2 separate regions of the Mus musculus genome follow, and region 2 is linked to region 1. A link is a contact called in ENCODE POLR2A ChIA-PET data. All regions are on one chromosome and are shown on one strand. The core of a region is the stretch at or near the end of the contact, and the rest is flanking DNA. Distances in the headings are between cores, read along the strand shown. Region 1 holds the start of Lmbr1l (limb region 1 like). Region 2 holds the start of Tuba1c (tubulin, alpha 1C).

What was found. ChIA-PET counts read pairs that join two places held with the same protein, here RNA polymerase II (POLR2A).
Region 2: POLR2A ChIA-PET joins it to region 1 with 25 read pairs in Patski. The contact joins the promoter of Tuba1c here to the promoter of Lmbr1l in region 1. POLR2A ChIA-PET finds 5 or more read pairs at or near these places in 3 of 5 experiments (Patski and embryonic stem cell).

The regions. Positions count from the first base shown.
Region 1 is chr15:98,913,651-98,919,707 of GRCm38, reverse strand. It overlaps Lmbr1l (limb region 1 like), which reads left to right and starts at 1,610. Exons shown (of 17, transcript NM_029098.3): 1 at 1,610-1,858; 2 at 4,487-4,571. The coding sequence starts at 1,787. Gm41396 (a long non-coding RNA gene) reads right to left here and starts at 1,739. Exons shown (of 5, transcript XR_001781764.2): 1 at 1,652-1,739; 2 at 686-795.
Region 2 is chr15:99,025,086-99,031,371 of GRCm38, reverse strand. It overlaps Tuba1c (tubulin, alpha 1C), which reads right to left and starts at 1,481. Exons shown (of 4, transcript NM_009448.4): 1 at 948-1,481. The coding sequence starts at 950.

The DNA of each region.
Region 1 (6,057 bases), core at 361-2,860:
CCCTAGATGTATTTTGCTGTTGTATTTTGAAGCAGGGTCTCTCTTTGTATCCCAGATGTGTTTTTAGACTTGGTCTCTCATTAGGACTTGGGGCTACATGAATAGGGTTCGCTGACTAGTCTAGTCAGCAGACCCTAGGGATCCTCCCGTCCACACCTCCCCGGGTTCACCAGCCTGCACTACTCATTAATTGTGGGTGCTAGGAATGGAACTTAGGTCCTTCTCCTGTTACCAACTGAGCCATCTCTATAGCTACCCCTCCCAAATGGTTTTTGCTTTGTGTTTGAGATTAGCTGAACCCACAGATGTAGAACCCAACAATGCAGAGGGCCAACTATATAAACATAAATGTATACACGGGATGTATTTATTTTGTTTTTGAGACAAATTCTCACCATGTTACTCTGGTTGTCCTAAAACATTATGTAAAGGGCAGACTGGCCATGAATTTATAGATCCACCTGCTTCTGCCTTCCTAGTGCTGAATTAAAAGACGTGTGCCACAATGCCCAGATGGTTTCTGAATCTCAAAGTAGGACTGGGCCAACCTCTATTTTCTAGTTTCAAATTAAAACGTTAAAACGTTAAAATGTTAAAACATTAAAATTAGATAAAGGCTATAAAGAGAACAGCACATAGCAGGGAGTTAATGTTTGGGAGTTAATGTTTTACTCAACCCACTCACCAATATTCCCTGGGATATTTCCTCAGTTTCGGGATAGCCTGGGCCTGGTAATACATGCAATCAACTAGGAAGCTGAGAATTCAAGGGTAGCCTGGTTTGCATCGCAAGACCTGTCTCAACAAAACAAAAGTTTCATGACATTTTTAAAAAGTCTCCTGTTTTTTTGTTTTTGTTGTGGTTTGTTTTTTAACTATTTGTTCTCTAATACCCTAGGCCTTCCACAAAAATAACTGTGTGAAAGCTGTCTGGAGTGGCAGGGAAACTCCAATAACAAATAAAAAAACGCATCGGGCAGTGGTGGCACAAGCCACTAATCCCAGCACTTGGGAGGCAGAGGCAGGCGGATTTCTGAGTTCGAGACCAGCCTGGTCTACAGAGTGAGATCCAGGACAGCCAGGGCTACACAGAGAAACCCTATCTCGAAAAACCAAAAATAAAAATAAAGAAAAAGAAAAGAAAACGCTATGGACCTTTGGGTTACAGGCAGCCGTCCCTTCAGAAGACCCCGTGGTGCTTACATCTTCTCGACGGGCTGACCTGATCCCAACCTTATTCGTTTAAACTAAAATCCTGACGGATACACATCCTGGAACCAACCCTCACATCTCAGCCGTGGACCACAAGGACTCTTAGTTTTAGAACAGCTTCGACAGGCCAAAAACATCCCGCCTCCTTTCCCAGAATGTCCTATCAGCGCACTCCTAGCGATGACCGACAGTCTACGAGGAACCAGTAAGTTCCGCTCCTCTGAAGAAACCCGCCCAGGCCTTGTGTCGTCACTGGGCACCAAGCCTGGCACTTCCGCGTAGCCGGGCGGCGGGTACTTGCGTTGAAACGTGCTTGCGAGTGACCCCACCTTAAAGGGGAGGGGACCGAGGGGGACCCGAGCCCTTTAAGACTAGGCGGGCTGGGGCCTGCCCCTTTAAGGGCGGGGCGTCCGACCGCAGAATCTGAGCCCCAGATTACCTTGAGTTTCCGTCACGGGCAGCGAGGAGAGGCGCTTAGGCTGGGTCCGGGTGCTTGGCGGGCGGCGGCGGCCTCATCCCCGCTCGTCCTCCCCGGGCCCGGAGACACCCCCGCCCCAGTCATGCTGAGCAGAGTATGGAAGCAGCTGACTACGAAGTGCTATCCGTGCGAGAACAGCTGTTCCACGACAGGGTCCGCGAGTGCATCGTGAGTCCGGGACCTGGGCGGGAAGGGGCCGGGCCGAGGTGGGAGGGGCGCGCCGCGATGGAGACGGGAAGTCCAGCTGCCTGGGCTCCGGAGCACCTCGACCCCTGCGAGCGCCGGGGCCGGGCCGGTGAACTCCCGGTCGGGTCGGCTGGGTCCCTGAGCCGTAAACAAAGCCGCCGGGTTTCCGTTCCTCGGCCGCTCGCCCCTCCCCCCGCCCCTTCTACTCCACCCCCGTGGGCGTTCCTGGCGATGGGGGTCCTCTAGTGTGGAGCGTTTGATCCTCTGGAAAAGGATGGATTTGCTTCGGGACAAGTTAGTGTGCGTGTTCCCCCTTAAAAGTAGATGAAGGGCAACCATGGTTGATGTTGAAATGAAGGGAGACTCGGTCACATTGAGCAGTTAACCGGGGACATGCGATGGTGGCGCGAGGGGCGAAGGAAAAGTGGGAGCTGTAGTGGGTCCTCCCACTAAGGAAGAAAGAAGTCCTGTCCGACGAGATGGGGTTGTAAGAAGTGGAGATGGAGGAACACCGAGGTTTCCCCGCCTGTTTTCTCTCCCCTGTAGTAGTGGTTGTTTTCATTCCTTCTGTGATTGAATCCTGGGCCTCTGGCATGCAGCATGCCAAACACAAGCCAATACAATGACACACACCCCGCACGACTTCCGGATAATTTGTTTGACACTCAGACTGGGTTTCCAGCCATCCCGTGTGAGTTCTCATGTGTGGGTGGGGTGGGGTGGGGTGGGGTGGGGGTGGGAGGGTCCCGGGTCCGCAGTGATCCTGAGCGCATCTAGCCTGTATTTCTTATTCTTTAAGCATTAATCTAGAATTGCAGTTGAACTTTCCATACGGCAGTGTACTACTCTAGGGTAGGAGCACCCGTGGGACTTAGGGAAATCTATTTTCCTTGGGCCTGCTTTGAATGATAATCTCTTTGTCTGCTGGGTTTTTTTGTTTTATTTTGTTTTGTTTTCCCAGAGAGCTCTGCACATACTAAATGAAAAGGGAAGGGTTTGGAGGAGTGGAAGGAGATCTTACTGAATAAAGGGGAGGGCTCAGATGGTGTCTTTCTTCATTTTTCTCAGGCTGAGCTTTAGGCTACCCCTTGGCATGCTTAGATTGAAGAAACGGTAAAGGGGACTAGGTCTGCCCTTACCAATGAGGGCATACGAGTATCTAGCCCCAGGATAAGAGTCGGGTAGCATCTCTTCTGTGTTCCTTGGGAGAGGTACACATTGGGGATTGGGCATATCACGGTGGGGGGCCAGGGGGGGGCACATCCAGGCCTTATAAGATACTGACCACCTGGAGGGATGAGGCCGAAGAAACTGCTCAGTATGTGTTTCTGCCTCCTAAGCCATTAGCTTAGGACATCAGCTCCAGCCAGGGGCAAGTGAACGTTTCTAGTGTCTCCTGAATGTGGCTCCCATCTAGAAACTAGAGAACAACCCAGGTAGGAGGTGGGGGTGCGCGCCTTCAGTTCCAGCACTCAGGAGGCACAGGCAAGCGGATCTCTTGAGTTTATGGCCAGTCTGGTCTACAGAGTGAGTTTCAGGACATCCAGGGCTACACAGAGACACCATGGGAGAGGGAGGGAGCGAGCACTGAAACAGCTTAGCCTGTCCTGGAAGTGGGTGGAACCCCAAGCCTGACCTTTTGAGCTCTACTACCCTCTTGGCTGTTAATCAAGTTCAAGACCAAAAGGGGCAGAGAAGGAGCTGTTGGGAAAATTCAGCTTCCATCTTAGTGGCTCTTCCTATGGGGACTTCCTAAATCAAAAGCTATCACTTTATTCTAGACACAGGACTTTCTTGGTCTCCTCTTTGTCACTGTACAGATTTCCTCTAGGGTCTGTTTATCTTGGAGACTAGAAGACACGTGAGATCGAGCTTGTCTGTGCCTACCTCAAATGCAATGACATTTCCCTTTTGTTTTTCTGATGCCTTGGAATGGTGTAGAGATGTAATGCTTGTACTACTTATCTGTCCAAGTTCTGTCCTGTCATTTGGAGGTCTAACCACTCAAGGCCATGTGTAGGTCCTAAGATACTTGGCTCTGAAGTTAGAAATTACTTATGGTAGGGTCTCAGGAGTGACTACTTTTAGAGTGACAGATGACCTGCTCTGGAAATGTTGGGCCCGACTAAAGCCTTCTCTCAAGCTGAAGGGGCCCTGGTTTGGAGTAGAAGTTCTGATTTGCTCTCCAGATGGGATTCTTATGCAGTAGTGCCTGGGGCATACGCTCTCACTACAGCAACTGAAGCTGGGTAAGAGGACATGCCAAGGCAACAGAGGCATCTTTCCCCAAGCCTGTTTCTTTCCTAGAATGTTCTCAATGTCAGCCTCTCTCATTCTATGGCCTGATGTAGGATGTGGAGTATGTGTGTGTGTGTGTGCATATGTGTTATTTCTGCGAGTTCCTCTGCTTGAAGCTTGTGGCTCCAGCACAGTACCAGGGCTGGGTTGGCCTTCTTTTCCCAGGGGTGACCTCTGTTTGGTCCTTCTTAAAGTCCTCCCCTCCTCCCCCGTAGCTTAACTGAAGGGAAGTCACCAATGAGAACTCCACGATGTATGGAGCTTTCTATAGCGGCTATAGAACGTCTCATTCCAGCTTGCTTTTTGCCACAGATCTCAATACTTCTGTTTGCAACACTCTACATCCTCTGCCATATCTTCCTGACCCGCTTCAAGAAGCCTGCTGAGTTCACCACAGGTACTCTGACTTCCCTACTCTCAGCCTTGTTGCCATGGGGTTGGCCTCAGAGGGGTGTGTACCAGTGCATGCTGGGAAAGGGCAGGTGACTACTGGGCTGCTCTGCAGCCTGTGCCTCTTGAGCTCTGTTCTGCATAGAGTTGAGGGGGTGGTAGGTAGGACGCCTAGATGGAATGTCTCCAAGCTTCGGGCTTCTTGTTACTTAATTACTTTATTTGTATATGTTTTTAAGTTAGAGAACAAACTCATGTTTTATAGTGGATTTTTCAAAATCAGATACTTCTTTCTTGGTTTTATTTTATAGACAATTTCTCACGTAGTCCTGCCTGGCCTTGAACTCTTTATGTATCTAAGGATGACCTTGAACTACTGTCTCTGCCTCCCAAATCCTGGGCTCCATGGTGTGGTGCATGCTGCCACGTTCCTGTCCCAGTAGTTTCTCCACACCCCCACCCCCACCCCCCGCCCTTTCTTTTCCTCTGTGAGTTTTCATGGAACTCACTGTGTAGACCTGGCTGGCCTTGAACTCACAGAGATTAGCCTGCCTCTGCCTCCCAGATTCTGTGATTAAAGGTGTGCGCTGCCACTACCACCTGGCATCCATTTAGCTTTTCTTTTCCTCTTTTGTTTTGTTTGTTTGTTTGTTTTGGGGGGTTGTTTTGTTTTGTTTTATGAAACAGGGTTTCTCTGTTTAGCCCTGGCTATCCTGGAACTCACTCTGTAGACCAGGCTGGTCTCGAACTCAGAGATCCGCCTGCCTCTGCCTCCCGAGTGCTGGGATTAAAGGCGTGGGCCGCCACGCCCGGCTCACCATTTAGTTTTTCTAATCCTGTTTCCTCCTGCAAAATGGACATCCTGAAGTCCACTTAGCGCTTTATCACTGGGAGGACCAAATGAGAGCCTTCCATAAACCTTAAGTAGGCGACTGCAGGGTGTATCTTGGGTGTATGTTTTATGTTGGCTCATTTCCTAGTGCTCTCCCACTAGGACCCAAAGCTTCCCGAGGTCTGGTGATGGTAGTCTTTCTCTAGCGTCCCAGACTGTGGCTTTTCGTCCTGTAGATCTCTGATGGGAACACAAAACACTTTGTTTCAGAGCCTAGACTCAACCTATTCAAACACCCAGCCAAGCTGTCTCCATCAGTACTCTTCCGTTGGGGACTTTTCTCTGGGATCCCCCTCCCTCCTCTAGCAGTTCTTTTCCCCCACCCAGCCCCCACCCCATGTGAACAGCCTCACAGACTGCAGTGTGTTTATTGTATCTGAGCCCATTATAAAGAGAAACCTGTTATGATAGTGACTGCAGGGAGGAGGGGCAGGAGCAGGGAAATTGGGGTCTGTATTCTGTGTAATGGTCGAGGACCCCTGATCACCACGCTGCTACCTCGTTCGGAGAACAGGCTGTGAGGATTGTTGTGAAAGATCTACCAGAGCCTCTTGTTGAGCACTGTCTTCAGTGGTGGGGAAGGGGACGCGCTCTGATACAT
Region 2 (6,286 bases), core at 232-2,731, 110 kb before region 1:
GAGACAGAAGGATCTTGGTTTTAGTTGAAGGTCATGTTTGGCCACATAATGATTTCAAGACTGGCATGAGCATAAGACACTCAAAAACCAAAGTGCAAGCCAAGTGGTTTGCCTTTCATCTCAGCTCAGGTAGCAGAGGCAGGCAGAGCTCTGAGTTCCAGACCATCCTGGTCTACAGGGTGAGTTCTATTACAGCCAGAGCTACAAAGAAACCCTTTATCGAAGGAAGGAAGGAAGGAAGGAAGGAAGGAAGGAAGGAAGGAAGGAAGGAGAGAGAGAGAGGGGGGGGAGAGGGGAAGGGAGAGAAAAAAACCCGCTGTTGGTAGTTTACTCTAGCTTTAAATTGAAAAAAAAATTTTTTACGGACATTTTTTCTTAACTGGGCTAAATATAAATATGCCGTTGAAGTAACACTAAAAACTAGGCTGGCTTAGGGGATCTGACGCCAATTATTCCCTCCTACGGAGGAGCTCGCCTTCTCAGGTGCACAGCTGCAGCTGGAAGGGCCGGGGACTGGCCACAGGTGACTCAGCAGCGAGTCACAGGGCGTGGAGACGGTGCCCGGAAGTATTTGCTCAGTCCTGTCCAGAGCGCACGAGGTCCTCTGGGCTATCCCAGCTGGGAGAGCGACATCATTTGAGGAAAATGGAGACCTTTGAGTTTCTCCAAACTCTCGTGATCATTGTGAAAGTTCCCTGCCTTTCCGGGAGCGACCGGCGGCCGAGACGGGATGCTCTCCCAGGAGGATCGAGACAGAGGATCGGGACGAGCCCTCCAGCCCAAAGCGACACTAGTTTAGTGGACTAGGCTCTCACACCCCAAACGCCAGAAGCCAGTCTAACTGGAGGCGGCCGTCGTGGGGCTATTGCAGGTATCGTCTCCCGGGCAGCCCTCAGCTCCCGCGGTCCCTTCAGACGACCTCGCCGCTACCCCAAAGCCATACTCACCATATTTAGTCCTTGAAGTGGTCCGCGAAAACTGAGGAAGTGAAAAAGGGTGACGAAGATCTCCCACTAACAGACTACCAAGGAGTCCGGGGGAGAAGCTGTGTAAGGTCCGCCTCCAGGACAGGGCTTATATACCCTGGCCGGGCCACGCGTCGGGAGGGCGGACACCGGACCCCGCCCCGGGCCGCAGCGAAGCCGATGATTGGCGGGTTCGAAAGTTCAAATCAAACTCCGTAGAAGGAGCTGGAAGTGGGAAGGGGAGGAGACACCCAGGGTCCACGCCAGGGCCAGGTGGGGCGGGGAAGAAGGTGGGGAAGGCGATTGGAAGTTGGAGGACAGCGAGATCTTTGTGGAGCTCTGGCCGGAAGAAAGTCCCAGGTAGAGAGGGGGGCGGCCTGGCTCAGCCACCGGGGACTCACAGCTGATCGCCGCCGCACTTGTGGCTCGGTCGCCCCACCCAGGCCTTGGAGCCCGGAAGAGTGAGCCAGAGAGGTGACCCGGGGCTGCCGGCAGGGTGGTGACTGCGACAGCTTCAGGGGGCCAAGATGGAAACGCCCAGTCAACTTGACGGCACAGTGGGAGGGGTGGAGCTGAAGTTAGCTCAAGCCAAAGCCGGTTACAACATCACCAGGGTTGCAGCCCCTGAAGGCAATCTTTCCTAACCTAGGTCTCAGTTGCCTCCAATGGGTCCTAAGCACCTTACTCTTTACTCCCGCCTTCTAGAAGGCTAGCCCTCTCCTCCTTCCTCCCTTCTCCCCACCCTTCCCCCAAGTCCTGAGGATATTTGCCAGAGCATCCCGAGCGCCCTTTTATTTTCGAAGGCAGAGTCTGCCTCAGCTCCTCTTTAAGCAAACATTCCGAGTCTTAAGAGCCTTAAGAGGCACAAAATTATTCGGCCCATTATGAGAGGAACTCGTAACTCCCCCCCGCCCCCCAAGATGGGTCCCCGCTGCAGTGCTCAAGCTAAACCCAGGCGATCCACACTAATTCCTTTCTCTGCGTCTGTGGGATGCAGAGTTCACTCTGTAGTACCACATTCTCTCTGGCCCAAGAGCCCGGGGGCTCCTCTCCTCATTTTACAGTCAAGAGGAGAGGAGAGTTCGGGAAACAAAGCAGGCAAGTGTCTCCACCGCGGGAGACGTTGGACTTCCCTGCCCCACTGCCCTGCACTAGACAGACTTGTCTGAACAACTCCGCAAAGCAGATTTCTCAGAAGTGCCATTCAGTCCTGCTGAGGAGATAGACAGATCCCTGGGAAAGTTTAAGGAACTGGAGTGGTGTGCTTGCTTGTCCTCTTCATACTAAGGAGAGAGAGACAGGAAGAGCCTGGAGCTCACAGGCCAGCTGCTCTTGCAGTATCAGAGTTCAGTGAGGAACCTTGTCTCAAAAAAAAAAAAAAAAAAAAAAAAAAAAAAGGTGGAGAGTCATAGAGGAAGACGGAACATATTGACCTCTGGCCTATGCACGTACACAGAATCTCTCTCTCTCTCTCTCTCTCTCTCTCTCTCTCTCACACACACACACACACACACACACACACACACACACACAAATTAAAAAGCCGCCCTTATTTGAATGTGATGATGCATACCTGTATTTCAGCAGGCAGGGGACAAGACTGGCAAATTTGATCCAGGCTACTTTGTTTCAAATAGAAAAGACTAGAATGCCAGGGATGGCTGTGAAAAGTGGTACAATACAGGCAGACAAGATGGCTCAGTGGTAAGGTCATTTGCCACCAAGCCCGAGGAACTTGGGAGTTTGACTCCCAGGACCTATCCAGTGTAAGGAGAGAACCAACTGTAACTGATTAAATTATCTAATCTTTATACCAATAAAGTACCAGAGGCTTAAACTATGGTAAAGACCTGCTAGCTCAGCAAGGCAACTTTCTTTTCTTTTCTTTTTTTTCTTAACTACATACAAAATATCTATTTACAAGCCTGATTCCACAACTAAACTGCTAGCTCTTTAGAAATTTCTTTCTGGGGCTGGAGAGATGGCTCAGTGGTTAAGAGCACTGACTGATCTTCCTAGAGGTCCTGAGTTCAAATCCCTGCAGCCACATGGTGTCTCTCAACTACCTGTAATGAGATCTAATGCCCTCTTCTGGTGCTGCCTGAAGACCGCTACAGTGTACTTAGATATAATAATAAATAAACCTCTTTTAGCTACAGTGTACTTAGATAAATAAATCTCTTTTTAAAAAAATAAATTTCTTTCTGAGTCAATCTACAGAGCTAGTCTACTTTTCTCTTGAGCTCCTCCAAACCGGAGAGGGCTTCTTAGCTCTCTTTCCTAGAATATTGTTTTACCTGTGTCCTGCCAGCTGTGTCTCTGTTTTCCTGTAAGTCAAAGAGAAAAATCCCTAGCCCTTACTTGGAGCTCCTTCCATAAAGAAGACTCTTCCAAGCAGAGAGAGAGAGAAGGGGAGATGGGAGAAAGAGAGTACTGGAGAGGGAAGAGGGAAGGGGAAAGGGGAAATGGGAAAGTGGGAAGAGAGAGAGAGAGAGAGAACCTCTCCCAAGCAAGTTGCCTTAAAGTTAGCAGGAACTTTCCATTTTTTAGCATTCTTATCTAATGAGGCTTTTAGAGGCGCACCTAAACTGCATCTCTACAGGACTCATTTAGCCGCCTTTGACAAATGCAATTATCTATTTAAACTCTTATATTTTGCTAACAATTAGCTTTTCTATGTACAATAATCAAGTATCCTGTAACACTAATTCCCAAAAGTTGTCCTCTGACATCCATACACATGCCGCAGCAAACACATAGTCTATGTAAATAAAAACGCAAGAAATAAAAAGAAGTCGAGCAATGGTGACAGATGCCTTTAATTCCAGCACTTGGGAGGCAGAGGAAGGCAGATTTCTGAGTTCTAGGCCAGCCTGGTCTACAGAGTGAGTTCCAGGACAGCCAGGGCTACACAGAGAAACCCTGTCTCAAAACAAACAAAAAGGAATGGACCAGGCAGCAGCTGGAGCAAAAGCTTCCAGTCACAGAAAGCCTGTGGTGTTCTTGGGCAGAATGCGAAGGCCAGAGGGATGGAATTGATGCATGGTGAGGAGCTCTGGCACAGTGGAGCATGCCTGTAAACGCCACACGGTGGAGCATGCCTGTAAACGCCGCTACTTAGGAGGCTGAAGCAGAAGGACCACTGGTTTGAGGTCAATCTGAACAATTTGGGAAACTCCATTTTCCCTAGCATTTATGATGGATTGAGTTTAATTCCCAGTGAAGAGGTGAAAGGTAAGAAAAGCACAAAAGGGGCTGGAGAGATGGCTCAGCAGCTAGGAGCACTGACTGCTCTTCAAATCCCAGCAACTGCCGGGCAGTGGTGGCACACGCCTTTAATCCCAGCACTTGGGAGGCAGAGGCAGGAAGGTTTCTGAGTTCGAGGCCAGCCTGGTCTACAGAGTGAGTTCCAGGACAGCCAGGGCTACACAGAGAAACCCTGTCTCGAAAAACAAAAACAAACAAACAAAAAAATCCCAGCAACTACATGGTGGCTCACAACCACCTGTAATGAGATCTGACGCCCTCTTCTGGTGCATCAGAAGACAGCTACAGTGTACTTACGAATAATAATAAATAAATCTTTGGGCTAGATGAAGCAAGGGCAGACCGGAGCGACCGGAGCAAGCAGAGGTCCTAAAATTCAATTCCCAACAACCACATGAAGGCTCACAACCATCTGTGCAGCTACCGATACTTGCGTACCCATGTACATAAAATAAATAAACAAACAAACAAATAAATATTTTGAAAAAAAAAGAAAAGAAAAGCAGGACAGTTTCTATACTTTTCAGCTTGAATACATAAGGGGCTAGAGACATGGCTCAGCAGTTAACACCGCCTGCTCTTTCAGAGGACCTGAGTTAGAGTCACAGAACCCACAAGCTACATACAGTCGCTTCCAGGGAATTTAGCTCCCTCTGCTGGCTTCTGTGGTCACTGCATGCATACAGTACATAAACATACAGGCAAAACACCCACGCACAAAATAAAATCTGAAACACAGACAAATATTAGGGAAGAGAGAAGCTTAAGAAGAAACCAAAACGGCTGGAGAGATGGCTCAGCAGTTAAAAACACTGACTGCTCTTCCAGAGGTCCTGAGTTCAATTCCCAGCAACCACATGGTGGCTCACAACCATCTGCAGTGGGATTTGATGCCCTCTTGAGGTGTGTTTGAAGACAGAACCAATGTACTCACATATAATAAATAAATAGTTTTAAAAGAAGAAGAAGGAGGAGGAGGAGGAGGAGGAGGAGGAGGAGGAGGAGGAGGAGGAGAAGGAGAAGGAGAAGGAGAAGGAGAAGGAGAAGGAGAAGGAGAAGGAGAAGAAGAAGAAGAAGAAGAAGAAGAAGAAGAAGAAGAAGAAGAAGAAGAAGAAGAAGAAGAAGAAGAAGAAAGAAAGAGGCGGAGGAGGAGGAGAAGAAGAAGAGGAAGAGGAGGAGGAAGAGGAAGAGGAAGAGGAAGAGGGAGAGGAAGCCCTGTACGTGAAGTTCCCGAAGTTCAGGCCTTGCCGCTGCCTTCAATCCAGAACAGAGCTGTCACATTCTCAGCGGAGCAGCTGCGACCCCACCAAGATCAGGCCAGCCTCCATTCCCTCATCCAACGACTCTCAGCCCAGGCTGCAGTCACACCCTCCTGGGCACCAGCCCCCGGTGCAGGGGATACTGCGCCAGTGGTTCTGGACTCCTGGGGTATTAGCATGTACAGGAAGTAAAAGATTCGTCGTTAAAGCTATGCAGCTTTCAGGAGGCTGGCGCACGCAGGGGCGGGGCTTCGGGATTCGGCTGTTTGGGGGTCATCCAAGACCCACAAAGTAAGTTACCATTTCCTCAGTGGTTGGGAGTGCTAGCTGCTCTACCAGAGAATTCTGGTTGAATTTCCAGCACCCACAGGGCAGCTCACAACTGTCTGTAACTTCAGTTCCGTGTTCTCACACAGACATACATGTAGGCAAAATAATACACATAAATAAAAATATCCGGGCGTGGTGGCACACGCCTTTAATCCCAGCACTTGGGAGGCAGAGGCGGGCGAATTTCTGAGTTCGAAGCCAGCCTGGTCTACAAAGTGAGTTCCAGGACAGCCAGGGCTACACAGAGAAACCCTGTCTCGAAAAACTAAAAAAAAAAAAAAAAAAAAAAAAAAAAATATATATATATATATATAATTTTTAAAAAGTCCTCTTTGGGCAATATAATTGTTTCGTGGGTAACAATGCTCACTGCCAAACCTGATGATCTAAATTCGAACCCACAGCCCACGTGGGTAGAAGGACAGACCACCTTTTGCAAGCTTTTCTCCTAGCTCCACACTCAAA